Regions from separate parts of the Mus musculus genome. Here region 1 is linked to region 2. Evidence: chromatin loops called from intact Hi-C (ENCODE). Cell type or tissue: left cerebral cortex. All regions are shown on one strand. Each heading gives the region's core, and the rest is flanking DNA. Links, peaks and the distances in the headings are about the cores only.

What was found. Hi-C counts contacts between places; a loop is a spot of excess contacts. Peaks named below come from ENCODE experiments on the same cell type or tissue, not always from the same donor. Only the 100,000 strongest peaks of a DNase experiment are listed, where the experiment ranks them.
Region 1: it touches region 2 in a loop (2.9-fold over the local background); 2 of 42 quality-filtered maps call a loop at or near these places.

What each region holds. Positions count from the first base shown.
Region 1 is chr7:127,963,828-127,972,149 of GRCm38, reverse strand. It overlaps Fus (fused in sarcoma), which reads right to left and starts at 4,671. Exons shown (of 15, transcript NM_139149.2): 1 at 4,573-4,671; 2 at 2,564-2,588; 3 at 2,279-2,433; 4 at 168-312; 5 at 1-33. The coding sequence starts at 4,585. In left cerebral cortex, for the core only: a CTCF peak has its summit at 4,919; DNase peaks (open chromatin) are centred at 3,782, 4,710, 4,933 and 5,495; H3K4me3 peaks cover 3,100 bases; H3K27ac peaks cover 1,893 bases.
Region 2 is chr7:127,769,940-127,778,261 of GRCm38, reverse strand. It overlaps Orai3 (ORAI calcium release-activated calcium modulator 3), which reads right to left. Exons shown (of 2, transcript NM_198424.3): 1 at 8,046-8,322; 2 at 3,112-4,705. The coding sequence starts at 8,273. The coding sequence ends at 4,061. Setd1a (SET domain containing 1A) reads right to left here and starts at 873. Exons shown (of 19, transcript NM_178029.3): 1 at 749-873; 2 at 1-149. The coding sequence starts at 134. In left cerebral cortex, for the core only: a CTCF peak has its summit at 4,092 (motif pointing left); DNase peaks (open chromatin) are centred at 2,449, 4,082, 6,769, 7,673 and 3 more places; H3K4me3 peaks cover 3,138 bases; H3K27ac peaks cover 3,461 bases.

The sequences.
Region 1 (8,322 bases), core at 293-8,292, 190 kb before region 2:
CCATAGCTGCTGCTCTGAGAACTGCCACCATAACTAAATGGGAAACAATGAAAACCAAAATTATGATTTGTAAAATGCCAAAGTACACTTGCTTTACTTTTAGTCCATCCGAGACCCAGCAGCTCACCAACACCTTCTGGCCTTTCCCCTCTCCTATACCACCTTACCTTCCTGAGGTGCTGCTAGGAGCTGGCTGTTGGCCATAGCCAGGGTAGGAGGACTGCTGCCCATAAGAAGATTGTGAACTTTGGCTGCTGCCATAGCCTCCAGTGGAACCATATCCCTGGGGAGCTGACTGAGTTCCATAGCCTGCTACAAAGAAAAAAGTTATAAGTACAATTTAAAAAAAAAAAAAAAAAAAAAGACCAGGTATGCAGTGCTCATTTTTAATCCTAGCATTTGGGAGACAGAAGCAGATCTCTGTTCAGTGTGAGGCCAAACTGGTCTACATATCCAGTTCAGGTCAAACACAGCTACTTAGTGAGAAAGAGGAGGGAGACAGGGCAAGAATTAGATTGGAAAAAAAATACACTTCCTGATTTAAAAAAAAAAATTTTTTTTTTTTTTGGTTTTTCTCTGTGTAGCCCTGGCTGTCCTGGAACTCACTCTGTAGACCAGGCTGGCCTCGAACTCAGAAATCTGCCTGCCTCTGCCTCCCAAGTGCGCCACCACGCCCAGCTAAAATTTGTTAATTTTTTTAAAGATTTATTTATTTATTATATGTAAGTACACTGTAGCTGTCTTCAGACACTCCAGAAGAGGGAGTCAGATCTCATTACGGGTGGTTGTGAGCCACCATGTGGTTGCTGGGATTTGAACTCCGGACCTTCGGAAGAGCAATCGGGGTGCTCTTACCCACTGAGCCATCTCACCAGCCCAAATTTGTTAATCTTAAAACAAACCTAGCCCAGTGTTTCACGGTGATCTTCAAAATCAGGAAGCTATCTCAAGCAAAAGGGGAGTGAGCTAGAGATGTAGTTCAGCCGACCGTGTTTACTTATCACACATACAAGTTCATTCGATCTTCAACAAACCAAGTATTAAAAAAAAAAAAAAAAAATAGTCAGGCGTGGTGGCGCACGCCTGTAATCCCAGCACTTGGGAGGCAGAGACAGGCAGATTTCTGAGTTCAAGGCCAGCCTGGTCTACAAAGTGAGTTCCAGGACAGCCAGGGCTACCCAGAGAAACACTGTCTCAAAAAAACAAACAAACAAAAAGAGCAAGTATTATAATACGTGCTTCTGCTCCCAACACTTGGAGGCAGGAAAATCAGAAGGCTCAAGACCATCCTCAAATATATAGTCAAGTATCTGGCCAGTCTCAGCTGCTAGGTCATCTCTGCACCCACCCACCCAATCCTTTATGACAGGTCTCACAGAATTCAAGCTGCCTCAACTTCTAAATCAGTGGTTCTCAACCTGTCAGGTGACACCTCTTTCTTTGAACATATCTGTTACCATTAACAGTATATAAAGTAGTAAGGAAAATAATCTTATAGTTGGGGGTCACACAAGATGAGGAATTGTATTAAAGGGTTACAGCTAATTCCATCTAATGGAAGGTTGAGAACCAGTCCTAAATGAACAAGACCCTGACTCTCCACCGCCACATCCCAGGTACTAAGATTACAGCAGCATTCCACATCTTCAATGTCACTAATATCACTGTTTAATAAAGGTTCAATTCCATTCTATCTGTCCTAAATCTAGACACCTGTGCCACTAATCATAACACAAAAGATTCCTACAAACTGCATTTTAATCTGTTTTTGTTTTTTTCAAGACAGGATTTCTGTGTAGCCCTTGGCTGTCCTGGAACTCACCTTGTAGACCAGGCTGGTCTCCAACTCAAGATTCAAGAGATCTACTAGCCTCTGCCTCCCAGAGTGCTGGATAAAGTTGTGTGTGCCACCACTCCTGGCCCTAACTACATTTTAAATGTGCTGATATGGAAAGAAAAATGTTTTGCCCTTGTGAGGTAAAAATGGCACCACCTCTGTGAATCACAGATTGTCAGCCAACTTCAAGAATTCCCAAGCAGACCATTTCCTTCCTATCCGTCATTCTAAACTGGTTCTCTCTTTAGCAAACTTGCTTTTTCACAAAAATAGTAAGCAGGAAGAAAATAGTCCAATATAAAATCAATTACAAATCAGTATTTTTGTTTTAAAAGAATGACTACAAAACTTTAGGGAAAATGTGGGAATTTCGGTATTGTTCAGGTTTAAGAAAAGTTAACATTCATAAAGAAATGAAGATGTGTTCTACTAAGAACTCACTGTTTTGGGTCTGTCCATAAGAAGAACCATAGCTGCTCTGGCCGTATCCTGAAGTGTCAGCTGACTGGCCATAACCACTGTAACTCTGTTGGCCATAGGGCTGACTGCTCTGTTGGGAGTAGCCCTGCCCAGGCTGGGTAGGATAGGCCCCGTAGCTACAAGAAAACAGACCAGTAATCTTCAACTAAAAGAATAAGAACAAAAGCATACAGAAATACATAAAACTCAAGTTAGATCAATCACCCTTGCTGTCTTCTAGCATCAGACCAGAAACAGTATACTCACCTTTGAGTTGCTTGTTGGGTATAGTCTGTAAAAGATGGGAAAGAAAAAGGTCTTAATTTTAGTTAAGAATAGAAATAAATTCTTCAACTTTTGTACTAGGCACTCCAGATGAAACAAATCTACAAAAACAGGCATAAGTTAGTTCCTCATGAGACAAAATGGCCAAGTTTTATTACAAAAAGCAAAGAAAGCACAAATTTCTAGACACCAATAAGTCTTAGACTTTTGTTCTGGGTAGAACCCAGGGCTTGCTTGGGACCCACTAAACAAGCGACCACTAAGCATGACAGCCACAGAGCTCTGTGGGTGGACTGGTTCTCTATCTAGAGGCAGGGTTTCTCTGCATAGAACTCACTCTGTAGACCGGGATGGCCTCCAATTTAATACATACAAAGCTCCATCTGCCTCTGCCTCCCAAATGCTGGGATTAAAGATGCCCCACATCGGACCGGGCGTGGTGGCGCACGCCTTTAATCCCAGCACTTGGGAGGCAGAGGCAGATGGATTTCTGAGTTCGAGGTCAGCCTGATCTACAGAGTGAGTTTCAGGACAGCCAGGGCTACACAGAGAAACCCTGTCTCGAAAAAAAACAACAACAACAAAAAAAAAAAATCCAACATCATGTCCTTTTTGCCTTTTTTCTTTTTTGAGACAGAAGTCTCGATTATGTATCTATCCCAGAATTCAATATGTAGACCACCTCGAACTCACATAGATCTGCCTACTTCTACCTCTTAGTCCTGAAACTAAAGGTGTGTGCCACCAAACCTGGCTCAATCTTTAAAAAAAAAAAAAAAAAAAAAAAAAAACTCAAAATACAGATCATCCCTTAAGTTTAAAAATCCTTTTGACTTGTTGCAGGTCTTTCCAAGGCCTGCAACACACGTCACCACATTTTATATCTTCACAGCAGCTCTGTATACAGGAAAGGTGGTATCACCGGATGTCAAGATTAACTTTGACAGTCAGCGCTATTACACAGTTGAGTTCAAGCCCAAGGAAGCAGCTAGAAGAATGGGACTCTCCAACCCCCAAATGGCATGGTGCTCCCAAGGTTCCCGACGTGTGGCTCCAAATAACTGAGCTCCCGCCTACCATGCGCACCCAAAGCAGACAGCACTTTCAACAATCTGGGAAGCTGTAGCTCAGCAGCTCCCTGCAGGAAACCCAAGCTCTACCCCCGCACTGGGACAAAACTGACAGCGAGAGGGTGTGGCCTCGGAGAGCGACTCCTCTGATTTCCTTCCGGCCTTAGGAAAACTCAACTCTGAAGTGGGAAACTCAGGCCGGGGTCCCTGACTCCGTTGGTCATCCCCTGGCGGTCCTCCCAATCCCACGGACACGCAGGCCAGCCAGGAGCTTCCGCTCCCGCTGCGCGGCCACGGAGGCGGGAAGAGGTGGCCCCGCCCCTTCCCAAGGGACCCAGCGAGCAGGGCGAGGCCAGCACCGGACCACAAGTCTTCCGCCGAGGGTCTCGCGACAAAAAAAAAAAAAAAAAAAAAAAAAAGAAGAAGAAAGAAAGAAAGAAAGAAGAAGAAAGAAAAAAAGAAAAAAGTAAAAAAAACGGACCAACTCCTGGCGGGGGGGAGGGGGGCCGCGGCGAGAAGGGGGAGGGGCCAGAGGAGCGCGTGCGCGCACCAAGTGCCCGGATGCAGCACTGCGACAAAGCGAGGCCGGGAACGGAGGGAGGGGAGGGGGTGGGGCGAAGCTGCGGAGACCCAGAGCTCCCTCACCCCGGTCACCCCACGTCGCCAGGCAGCGTCTCTCTCAACACTCGACTCAAGTGACCGGGCCAGGAGAGAAAACCCACGGTCTCCGCGCCAAAGGCGCCAGGGGAGCCAAACAAAATGGCGACACCGCCCTCCCCTTCCCTCCACCCGCTGCTTCCCGCCAGAGGTGGGGGAGCCCACTCGCCCGCCACCGCAGGCCCAGCCGAAAGCCAAAAGCCTTGCTGCGAGGGAACGAGGCCTCGCAGGGACGCGCCGTCGCCGCCTCGCGCTCCCACATACCGTTTGAAGCCATGTCCGCGCACGCGCGCAGCGCAGGCCGCCAAGCAACAAAGTTCCAGACGACCGCGAAGCGATGCCGCGAGGACTGAGCGGCCCCGCCTCCCGCGCCCGCCTTAAGTACGCCTGCCGCCTACGCGCCACCGGGACGTACCAAGTGGAGAAGCGCGAGGGGGAGGCACGCCCAGGTCCCCACCCTTCCCCGGGGATACGGAGAGCTCAGGAAGACAAGAGGGAAAACGAACTCGCTTTATTCCCAAACACTCGCACGCGCTTTCTCCTTGCGGCCGGTGGCTCTCGTCCGTCGCCCGGGGCTCGCCTTCGACACACCTCTACCCCACTAGAGGCAGAATGGTACGACCCGGCCTCCCGCTAGGGGCGGTGCCAGGGCCCTGCGCCCGAGAGCGGAACTGTGTAGTCAAGGCCTGGAGTCTCCGGGTGTGGGAACCGAAATCCTTCCGACCGGCCCAGCGGCTGGGCCCCACTTTCACTGGGGAAGATGCAGCATACTTTCGCTTGCCCTGGCCTAGCAACTGAGTCGAACGCAGTGTCGCTCTGGTCCTCCACATTCTCTCCTGACAGACAGCACACTGATCAGTCTCGTTTTTCACTTAGGAATGCCTCGGCTTGCTGTTCTTTAGACCTTAACAAGGTTTATAGATTGTGACGTTTAACCTGGAAGAAGATGAGCTTTAGTCTGGACCCTATGGCCCTAAGGCTGGTTCAACAATAACACATATGTATACAACTTAAGAGGCTTCAAACCCACAATTACCCCCCCCCTTTTTTTTTTTAATTTGGCCTCTCAGTACCGCTCAGTTGATCTCGAATCCTTGATCCTATTTGCCTTAGCCCTGTGCATCCTGGAATTACAGTCGTCCTGGTTTTCCCCCATCATCATCTTGTAAAGAAATCTGAGGAATGTAGCTTAATGATAGAGCGATCGTTTAGCCTGTGCATGACCCTGCCTACCTCTCCAGTCCCGGAGCTAGGCAGAGGTGGAGGGGAGATGGATCTTATGAGAGCAGTGAGCGGCTAGACTAAGAATGTGAATGAGGTACGAGGCAGTTCAGGGTCAGACCTTCTGATCTTTAAAGTCTAAGCCTGGGGAACTACAAAATGCTTCTTGGTTACAGGAAATGATTGAAAGCATTTAAAGGCATGAACACTTTTTGTCAGTTCAAGGACAAAACGAAATTCAAGGGGGTTGGAGAGACAGCTGCTCTAGAGAAACCACAGGTTCAATTCCTAGTACCCGAATGTGGGCAAACAACCAACTGTAATTCCAATACCAGGGACTCTGGGATCACAGAGATCAGGTAATTCATTTTGCAATGAGTAGGTTAGGATGGGTCTGAGGGAATGACATTTCTACTGGGAGTTTACCAAGTGGATAAGAACAAAAATGACGGGTTGGAGAGAGGGCTCAGCGATTAAGAGCACTGACTGCTCTTCCGAAGGTCCTGAGTTCAAATCCCAGCAACCACATGGTGGCTCACAACCATCCATAACGAGATCCAGAAGAGGAGAGGGGTCACCCTCTTCTGGAGTGTCTGAAGACAGCTACGGTGTACTTACATAATAAATAAATAAATCTTTTTTTAAAAAGATATTTAAAAAAAAAAAGAAGAACAAAAATGACCAAGCTTGACTGAGAACCTGCTCTGTGAAGCCACGTTAGCTGTATCCTGAGAGGGGGCATTGGAGAAAAGATAGACATTGTCCTCCTCTTAGGAACCCTCTCTGGCCCGCCCACGGAACAGTGTGGAGAGATGGTGAGAAGCAGGCAGGGGACAGGCAGGGAGGCAGCCTCTAGACTGCAGCTTGTCTGAAGATTGCCTTCCTCCTGGATGCAAGGAAAAAATAGGGATTGGATTTTACTCTGCCATGTGAAGGCCCAGGGATTGGATTTTACTCTGCCATGTGAAGGCCCTGCAGTCAGTATTGGACAGTCCAATCTCATGTCAATCAAAACAAGAATAAGTCAGATGTGATGGCTCAGTAGGAGGCTGAAGTAGGAAGCCTGCCATGAGTTCAAGCCCAATTTAGACCTTAAAGTGAGTTCTACCCAGCCTAGGTTAGTGTAAGATCCTTGGAAAAAAAACAAATATGAGAAAGAGAGCATACTGTAGATTGTATTATGTGATTTTTTTCATTTGTAAACCACCTTTTGGGGGACGGGGGGAGACAGAGTTTCTCAGTGTAGCCCTGGCTATCCTGGAACTCGCTCTGTTAGAACAAGCTGACATTGAACTCAGAGCTTCTCCTGCCTCTGCCTCCCAAGTACTAAAATTAAAGTTGTGTACCACCACAACCTGGCTTGTAAATTGCCTTTAACTGGGCCTGACCAAAATAAGTATAAATAAGTATTCTTTAAAAAAAAAAAAAATTGCCGGCCAGTGGTGGCACACACCTTTAATCCCAGCACTTAGAAGGCAGAAGCAGGCAGATTTCTGAGTTTGAGGCCAGCCTGGTCTACAGAGTGAGTTCCGGGACAGCCAGGGCTATACAGAGAAACCCTGTCTCCAAAAAAAAAAAAAAAAATTATAGCAAAGTGATGGTGGCACAGGCCTTAATCCTAGCAGAGGCAGGCAGATCTCTGTGAGTTCAAGGCAGGACGGGAGAGATGGTGCACCTATTCAGTGTGTAAAGGACCTGGCTTCAATTCCCAGCACATACTTTATGCAACTCACAACTACCTGTAACTTCAGCTACAGGTAAAAAATTGGAAAATTGGACCCTGAAGGCACTTGTACACATATGGCACACACACCACACACATATCAATCTATTTTTTAATGGTTTAGGATTTTGTTGTTGTTGTTGTTGTTGTTGTTGTTGTTGTTGATTTTTTTGTTTGTTTGTTTGGTTGGTTTGGTTTTTCGAGACAGGGTTTCTCTGTATAGCCCTGGCTGTCCTGGAACTCACTTTGTAGACCAGGCTGGCCTCGATCTCAGAAATCTGCCTGCCTCTGCGTCCCGAGTGCTGGGATTAAAGGCATGTGCCACCACCGCCCGACTAGGATTTTTTTTTTTAATTTTATGTGACTGTATGAGAATGTTGAATCTCCTGAAGCTGGAGATTACAAATAGTTGTGACCTGCCATGTAGGTGCTAAAAATTAAACCCTGATCCCTCTCTGGAGGAGCAGCCAGTGCTCTTAACCCATCTCTCTAACCTAATCTTTAATTTTTGTAAATAAATACAATAAGTTAACAATAGAGGAAAACAGCTGATGTTGCCCTCTGGCCTCCTACAAACCTCTCCCCTCCGACCCCATATACAGAGAGAAAGAGACAGACAAGGGGGAGGGGACCAGAGTTCTGCAGTGGTTTCCTTTCTCTCATAAATTATTCATACGAAACAATCTTGAAATCTATCTTAAAAAGTTAAAAATCAGGCTGGAGAGATGGCTCAGTGGTTAAGAGTGCCAACTGCTCTTCCGAAGGTCCTGAGTTCAAATCCCAGCAACCACATGGTGGCTCACAACCACCCGTAATGAGATCTGATGCCCTCTTCTGGTGCTGCTGAAGACAGCTACAGTATATTTAGATATAATAATAAAATCTTGAAGAAGGAGGAGGAGGAGGAGGAGGAGGAGAAGGATACATAAAGAAGGATACATAAAGAAGAAGAAGGAGAAGAAGAAGAAGAAGGAGAAGAAGGAGAAGAAGGAGAATACATAAAGAAGGATACATAAAGAAGAAGGAGAAAGATAAAAAGCAGGCCATCAGGTAGAGGTTCCTTCCTCCAG
Region 2 (8,322 bases), core at 272-8,271:
ACTCCGTCATAGCGGTACACCTTCTGGGAAGGCCTGCGCAAAGCAGGGTCCAAAGCAGGATCCACTATGAGCTTGTAGTTCCGCCACTGGAAGCTCGGGGCTTTCTGCCCGTCTCCCCCACCTTCCTGGTCCATCTTTGCTCATTTACACTGTCAGGAAAAGAGGGATACGGAATGGGAGTCCACGACTTAGGCCTGACTCCCTTGCTGTCCCCTCAATGTCTAGCCCCGATTCCAGGGTCTCACATCAGTCCAGTCCCCGACACCTCAGCATGACCCGTGGCTCCCTCAGATCTTGCCCTGAGGAGCTGGGCTCACTATGGCACTCCATTCCTCTCCATCCCCAATTCTACCCTCAGGGCCCAGGCCCATCTCGCGCCCCCTTACCTTCCCGCTCTCCCCAGCGCGCCCCACTTGGCCTCCACGCAAGACCCCTCCCCCGTCCCCTCGCAGGCCCCGCCCCCTCCCGCCTCCTCACCGGCCAAGCGGCCCGGGCCGAGCCCCGCTCCCGCTCCCACACAGCCGCTCGCGTCCCCGCGCCCCGATCCTCCGAACCAGAGGTGGCACCTCTTCGGGGCGTTGGAAACACCGCGAGACCGAATCTGAGACCCAGCTTCGGTCCCTGAATCCAGGCGGGGGGGTGGGGGGAGGTAACGCGCGCCGCTGCCCTCTCCTCCCGCCCGGGCGCGTTCGGTGTCGTCCACCCCCCCCACCCCGTCGGCGCGCACGCGCGCCGGGGCCCTACTCACCCGCTCGTGGCGAGCGGCTCACCCTCCCCCCACCGCGCGCAGCACCTCAGCGGCGTGAGGCGGCGGCGGCGGCGGCGGCAGCGCGAGACCCGGCCCCGCAGCGGTGGCGGCGGCGGCGCCCCCCCACCACCACCTCCCCGGCGCGCGCACCAAACACCACCGCCACCTGCGCGAGGCCCAGCGGGCACAGCGTCTGCATCCGCACTTTCGCTACAAGGACTGCGGAGCGATCCACGGGGCCGAGGGTAGCGGCCTTGCCTCGGCCGGCGCCCTGCGAGGCTCGGGAGTTGTAGCCCAGGGAGCCTGAAGATGGGCCGCATTCCCCGGAGAGTGGACCGCACCACCCTGATCCAGCTGCTCCGGCCTTGGGGTTCCTGGCGAATCGGCGGCGACGAAAGCTGCGACGAGCCCCTGAGGGAAGGGGGCGGAGCGAGGGGGAGGACGCCAGCCAGAGCTCGGGAGATTTGAGTGGCGCGTCCAACGACGCAGATTCGCGAGGCGGGCGGGGCGAATGAGTGGACAGGATGCGCGCTCCTCGGCTCCTCTTCCCTGCCCCTTCCTTGCGCAGCCCGAATGCCTATGAGGCTGCAGTGCAGATTCGCCACCGTCCTGGGCTTTGGCCGTCACCTCTTCTCACCTGCTGTAGAGTCAAGAAAATGACGCCTGGCTCGCCAAGCCCTGTTGGCAGAGTCGACCTCTAGTCCTGGATTTTTTTTTTTTTCAGTAGAACGACTCAAGGAACAGCACACTTCCTACTTAGTGCGAAATGGTTACAAGGAAGAAGTCTTCTCGGCGTTTCCTGAAAATTTTCAGACAAGAAAAGCTGCCCAAATAATCCTAAGGAGTCGGGTAGCGAATCTGCCGATCCGGTTGTGGGCGGGGCTAACGAGAGAGGCGTGGCCAGGCGTGCGGAGCCCGGCGTAACGGGCTGCTTCCCTTAGAATCCACCAAAACCTGGGAGGGGTGGGAGGTGGAAAAATACAACCAGGAGGGGTGACTCAGGCGCTTTGCCTACCGACGCACAGAGTGAAATGATCGGTTCCTTCCCGCTTTTATATTCGGGCTCCTGTTGTTTTTCAGACAGCATGACATCGAACTTGCTATATAACGGAGGATGGCCTCGAACTCCAGATCCTTTTGCCTCTATTTCCTGAGTACCGGAATTACAGGTGTGCACACCATAACCGGTTTATAGCATGCTGGGAGATCTAACTCAGGGCTTTCTGCGTGTTAGGCCAGTACCCTAGTTACACCTCCCTTGGGCTAGTTTTAAAATGTTCCTTCTGAGCCGAGCAGTGGTGGTACACGTCTTTAATCCCAGGACCTGGGAGGCTGAGGCAGGTGGATTTCTGAGTTGGAGGCCAGCCTGGTCTACAGAGTGAGTTCCAGGACAGCCAGAGCTACACAGAGAAACCCTGTCTCAAAAAAAAAAAAAAAAAAAAAAAAAAAAAAAATGTTCAGTGGTTAAAATCAGGGTTCTGTTGAGCTTAAAAGAAACATAAAGACCCTTAAGTAGATCCTATAAAAAGTAAAGGTCTGATGTAACCCGGTTATTCTTGAGCAGTTTTTAGGCAAGGGCTACCTATGCTCATAGGATCCCGCTGCGAAACTTAAGGACAGACCTCGTTCAAGCTTCACTTGGGAACCCAAAACTGAGATCGTCCCAAGGTTCAACACCCTTTTCATCCAGCGAATGAATACAGGCTCTCTGGTCTCTGGAAGAACTGCACTCTTGCCAAGGCTTCTGAGCTGAAGATGCCTTAAGTGGCCCTCTACAAGAGCCTCTCATTATAGGCTGCTGGGCAAGCCTTTGACTTTCCTTAGTTTCAGGTTATACCTCCAGAATGGATGGCTATCTGTCACAAAAGACTGACTGTAACCATCATAACAGTGGTAGGAAAAATTGGAGCCTGGTTTTACACATTTTAACTGACCATTTCAAGTAATAAAAGAAAATGAGTCTGTACAAGGTCTATCACGACTAGACGGTAGGATTTATACTCTCAAGTTCTGAGGCTGAGGAAAAGATGCACATGAAGGTACAGGAGCTGAGGTCCCTTTGATTTATCCCAATCGAAGGGTACCAATTTCCTTCCTCTCTCTCCCAGAAATCCCTTGACCATAGTAAAGGTAATTGAGGTCATGGACTAACTCTGTGGCTTAGGGCCAGATTAGCCTCTTGGCCTCAGCTGCCTCTTAAAAATGGGAAATATAAAACTTGTTTATTGAAATGTCTGTGATGAGTAACTGAGAGAACTTAGGAATCGTCCCATAAGATGAAGGGATCATTCAAGAAAGAAGCTTACACAAATCCCAAGTTTAGGAACAAGAGTTCAGAGGCCTTAGTCTGGGAATAACTGTTTACCACATTCAGAAGTTTATCAGATCTTGTCAGCACCTGATGGACTCATACCATCTATCAAGCATATTACCTCCATCTGGCCCTTAGGAACAAAGAACCATACCCAAGGTTTCACCTTCATCCCATTCATAGCCATAGGAACATATGTGAGACACACTTTATTTACAAAACAAGGTGCATCAAAAACTCAGTGTCAGGTGGTGGTGGTGCATGCCTTTAATCCCTGTACATGGGAGGCAGAGGCAGGTACATCTCTGAGCTCAAGGCCAGCCTGGTCTACAGAGAGTGTTCCAGGACAGCCAGAGCAACAGACATAGTGAAACTCTGGCTTGAAAAACAAAACAAAAGAAAAAAAATCAGTGTCTGAAGAAGAGTTCTGCATTCTAAGGGCTGAATCTTCTCCCTTACCAACTCACCAACCCTTGTCAAGTAGCTGCACAATCTCCCACTCGTCAATACTTCCTCCTCTCCCAGTTCTGGCCAGACAGTCAGTGCCTAGGGCAGTGGAACGACCACCACAAGTCACCAAGGGTGAAGTGGCTCATCTGAGGAGCCCTGTAAAATCTCTCCCAGGATGCCAACTGCAAAGCAGATTATACAGATAAGCAAGGGCTGATTGCCTTGAGGACAGTTGTGCAGACATGTCACCTTCCTGGAGGAGCAAACAACTGCTCAGCACCACCAGGGATCTCACTAAGGCAGGCGGGCCTCTTTCCTCTCATTTAACCCAGGATCCTTAGGCTGAAACAGTTCCCCAAGCAGAGCAGAATTTACAAAACCCACCAGAACATGATGACAGGGATCATCCCTGGGAGTGTGGGATGCTGCTGGGCAGGTACTTGGCCTCTACCTCAGAGCTTACAGGAGGTGGCTCCAGCCTAGGGCAAGGAAGGAGGTCTGTCGATCCCTGGGGTTTCTGAGGCAATGCTTGCAACAGTCTAAAGCCAGGCTTACACAGCCTGCAGCTCCCCCTGCAGGCGACTGAGCTCCTCCAGCTCCTGCTTGTGGCGGTCTGTCTTGTGGGCAACCAAGGATCGGTAGAAATGTAGGGCAAAGGCCATAAACACTAGTCCCACAGGTACCATGATTGCCGTGGAGGCCATAGCTGCCTGCCAGCCTGGTCCATGAGCACTATCACACACTTGCCGGGGTGGACAGGCTTTGGAAGGCTGTTGTGATGTGGTAATAGAAGCAGAGGATGGTGTGAGGTTAGAAGCTAAACTAAGGGAGACAGTCACAGGTGGCACCTGGGACATAGGTACAACAGGAGCTGGTTTACCCATGGGTGCCCCAATGGGCACAAACTTGACCCAGCCCACCAGAACAACTTCAGCCAGGAAGAGAAAGGTACCCAAGGCAGTAGAGAAGCCCCAGGCAAGCTCCACGTATCTGTGCAGTCGTTGGTGTGGTGACTGGTGGACAGAGTTGAGATTGTGGATGTTGCTCACGGCTTCAATATGGGGCAGCAGACATGTGGAGACCATCAGTGCAAAGAGGTGCACAGCTACTAACACAGTGGTGCAGGCACTAAATGCCACCAGCAGGCCTGGTGGGTATTCATGATCGTTCTCCAGCTGTACCTCCACCATGGCCACCTGTGGGCACAAGAAGGAAGACACTTGAGTCCCTAGAACATGTTTTGCTCTGCCTGTTTAGAATCATGACTACAACATCCTAAAACTTAGAGCATAGAAGATACTCAGCTTTCCTCATCCCAGCCCCCTTTTTGGTAGTGTCTTGCTCTTATAATTTAGGCTAGCCTGGAGCTTGCTGGGTAGTGCAGGTTGAGCTGAAACTTGTGATCCTGCTGCCTCAGCTTTCCTGCGTGACTTCACCTCAGTCTCAAAGGGGCATTTTTCTGAGCTTTTACCTGGTTATAATATACTGGCTAAAAAGTAGACTCAGCAGCCCTAGCACTCACATCACTCTAGGTTTAATCTCCAACCCATAATAAAAAATAAAAAGCAGACTCAGGCTGGTGTGGCACTGCATGCTTTCTAGCATGTGGGAGCTGAAACAGGAGGATCTCAAGTTTGAGAGTAGCCTAGGCTTCTCCCAGTGGTTGGAACTTCATCTCAACCCAATCAGCGGCATACACCTTTAATCCCAGCTCTTGGGAGGCAGAGGCAGGTGGATTTCTGAGTTCGAAGCCTGGCCTACAGAGTGAGTTCCAGGACAGCCAGGGCTACACAGAGAAACCCTGTCTTGAAAAACCAAGGGGAAAAAAAAAGAACCCGAAACTGCTGGGTGTAGTGACAAGTGCCTTTAATCCCAGAACTAAAGAGTACCAAGCCACAGTTAGGGCTACATAGAGACCCTCTTTAAAAAAAAAAAAAGAAAAGAAAAGAAAAAAGAAAGAAAAGTCACTATAGACCCAAAGCAAGCAAAAATCTTGAGCTGTTTGGGTCTGTTCTCAGTTCTACAATTTGTAGTTTCCTCACAACAGCCTACTAGTCCAGACTTGCCTCAAATTCACTACCCCCCTACTTCAATGTCCTGAGTAGGGTTACAGTCCTATGACCTTGAACAACTGTGTAATCTCTGAGCAAGTGCCTCCCTCAGTTTCCTACCTGAAAAATGGGGACAATAGTCTCAGTGAGAAAGTTAATGCTAAACATTAAATTCTATGACTAGAGCCAGGCACAGACTGTTAGAGTTGATGCTAATGTCTAAGGCACAAAGAGAGAAAACCCAGAAGGTAGTAACTGCCATCTCTTAAACTCCAATAAGCTTCACGTTTCCAGATCAATCTAAAAAGCTTGTCATATCTGGTCACACCGGGGCTGCATTCAATGTGCCAACTATGCAGGATGAATCATGGCTGCTCATGTTTGACAGGTCAGGGAGTCTACCGTGACTCCACCCAGCTAGCCTGAACTTTGCAAACATTTGTGTTGATGGACAAGTTTGGGCTTTAAAGCCAGGCTGCTGAAGTCAAAAATCCTGTCACTAGCTCACTGTGCAGTCTAACATGCCTTTTCTTATATGAACAACTGCCACTATACCAGGTACTGAACATTGAATGTTTGTTGAGATAGGACTTCATGAAGCCCAGGCTAGCCTTGACTCTCTGTATAGCCAAGAACAACCTTGTTTGTTCTTTTTTATTACCTCAAGTGCTGGGATTATAGGTGTGCTATACGCTATACCATGTTTGTTGTTGTTTAAATGGAAATTGAACCTAGGATTTCCTGAATGGTAGGCAAATACTCTACCAACTAGAACTAGGCTAGATTCACAGCCTGTGAATATGATTTGTATGTTTTAACTTCAGGCCACCTGGGTTTAGGAAGATATCTCCCATTTCTGTTTGTTGGTTTTTGGAGACAGGGTTTCTCTGTGTAGCCCTGGCTGTCCTGGAACTCACTCTGTAGACCAGGCTGGCCTCGAACTCAGAAACCCGCCTGCCTCTGCCTCCTGAGTGCTGGGATTAGAGGCGTGCGCCACCACGCCCGGCCCATTTCTTACAGATCCCGAGATTACTGTGGTGCAGGGATACAGTGGTACTTACAAAAATAAAACTGAGTATTTTGGGGAATTGGGCCACCGCAGATAGTAGGCAGGTGTGTTCACAAACAGGGATCTGGGCCAGGCTTAATTCTGGTGTCTCCCAGGGTCCAACCCAGGGTTCTTTGTCAGGACTGGGGGCGGTCCTAGAACCTACACATTCAGCCTACTGCTCCTCAGAGAAAGCCCTCTCACACTGACACCACAACGATCTGCTCTGCAACTTCTGCTGCACACTGTACTGTTCCTTTAGAAGCAGGCGGAGCCACGTGGTTCAAACACAAGCTGCTGTGCCCTTCTTTCTGTGGTGCTGATTCCTTTCAGTCAAATGTCCTCAGGAACTATGGGGCTGTTTGGGGGAAATCTGGGCCCCTTACAAGCAACAGAGCAAGAGCAACCTTTAAGATTACAGATTCTTTCGTCCTGATATTGAGGTTGCAGAAAAAAGGGAGGTATTGACCTAAGTTACTTTTATATGCCCTCACCTTAGCTCCCTCCAAGGCCTATTTACACAAGGGTACATTATGAAGGGTGCCCTCCCCCCAAGTGTGAAGAAAACTGAAACTAGCAGAGCTTCACTCCACACCCATACCCTGCGGAGCATCCTTGTCTAAACAGCAGCTTCCATGTAGTCTAGATAGCACACTGTTCTAGAAGAGCCTCCTTTGCTAAGCGGAGCTTGTTCTAACACACCTAGTTCTAGGGGGTCTCCATAAGAATCCCACATCCTCCTGGACAAAAGCTTGGCAGACCACAGAGACAGCACCTTCTATGATGTCACAACTTCCTAAAGATGGCAACTGGAGTGGATGTCGACTTGGGGCCGCACAGCTGGCCCTAAGTAGGGAGGAACCAGGACACATCTGCAGGCCACACTCTGGAATCTTCAGTTCCACTTCCCGGGGCCACTGCTGGGACCGTTAGCTGACATTATCCTCCCACACCTGCAGTTTATCAGACTTATCTGCTAGCTCCCTGATCAGCTTCCTTCCCCAGCAGCTTCCTCATGGTTTCTTAGTTTTCCCGGCAATTCTCTGTGCCTTCTGAGAGGTGGGCCCTTCAGTCAAATGACTCTCACATACACTATCCCCCTTCCCCGATCTGGTTGATATAGGCTCTCATTCAGCTTTGACTGCCTTTCAACTCTCGAGGACTTGGTAACTAAGCCACTTCAGACTTTCCCCCCACCAGTCTGCATCTGCTGACCTCTTTACTCCCTTCTTCCACGGCATTTCTGGGACCGATCTTCAGTCTGTTTATATTCCTAGAGCTGTGCCCGACATAAAGGGTTTTTCCAGTCCCTTGGGACTTAGCTCCTTCTTTTATCCTAAAGAAACCCTTTTATTCAGTCCAGTACTGGGGACCCATTTTCTTGACTTCTCCCACCACGTGCTTTACCCACCCCGTGTACCCCCTCCCACCCCTCACCATGGCGAAGCCCGACAGCAGAGCAGATGTGCGGCTGGAGGCTTTGAGCTTAGCCCGGCTGAGGTAGAGGCGGCGCCAGCTGAGCGCCCGCAGAGAGTGCTGACTGGCCCCCATAAGGTCCAGGTAGCCGCGGTGCACGAACTCCCGGTACGTGGCTGAGCCCGCGGGGCTGTCCACCTCCGGGTTCAGCGGGGCCTGTTCGCCCGTGTCCCCCTCGCCGCCCTTCATCCTGAGAGCAGTTACACCACAAGCGCAGATGGTCAAGGAGGGGCCGAGG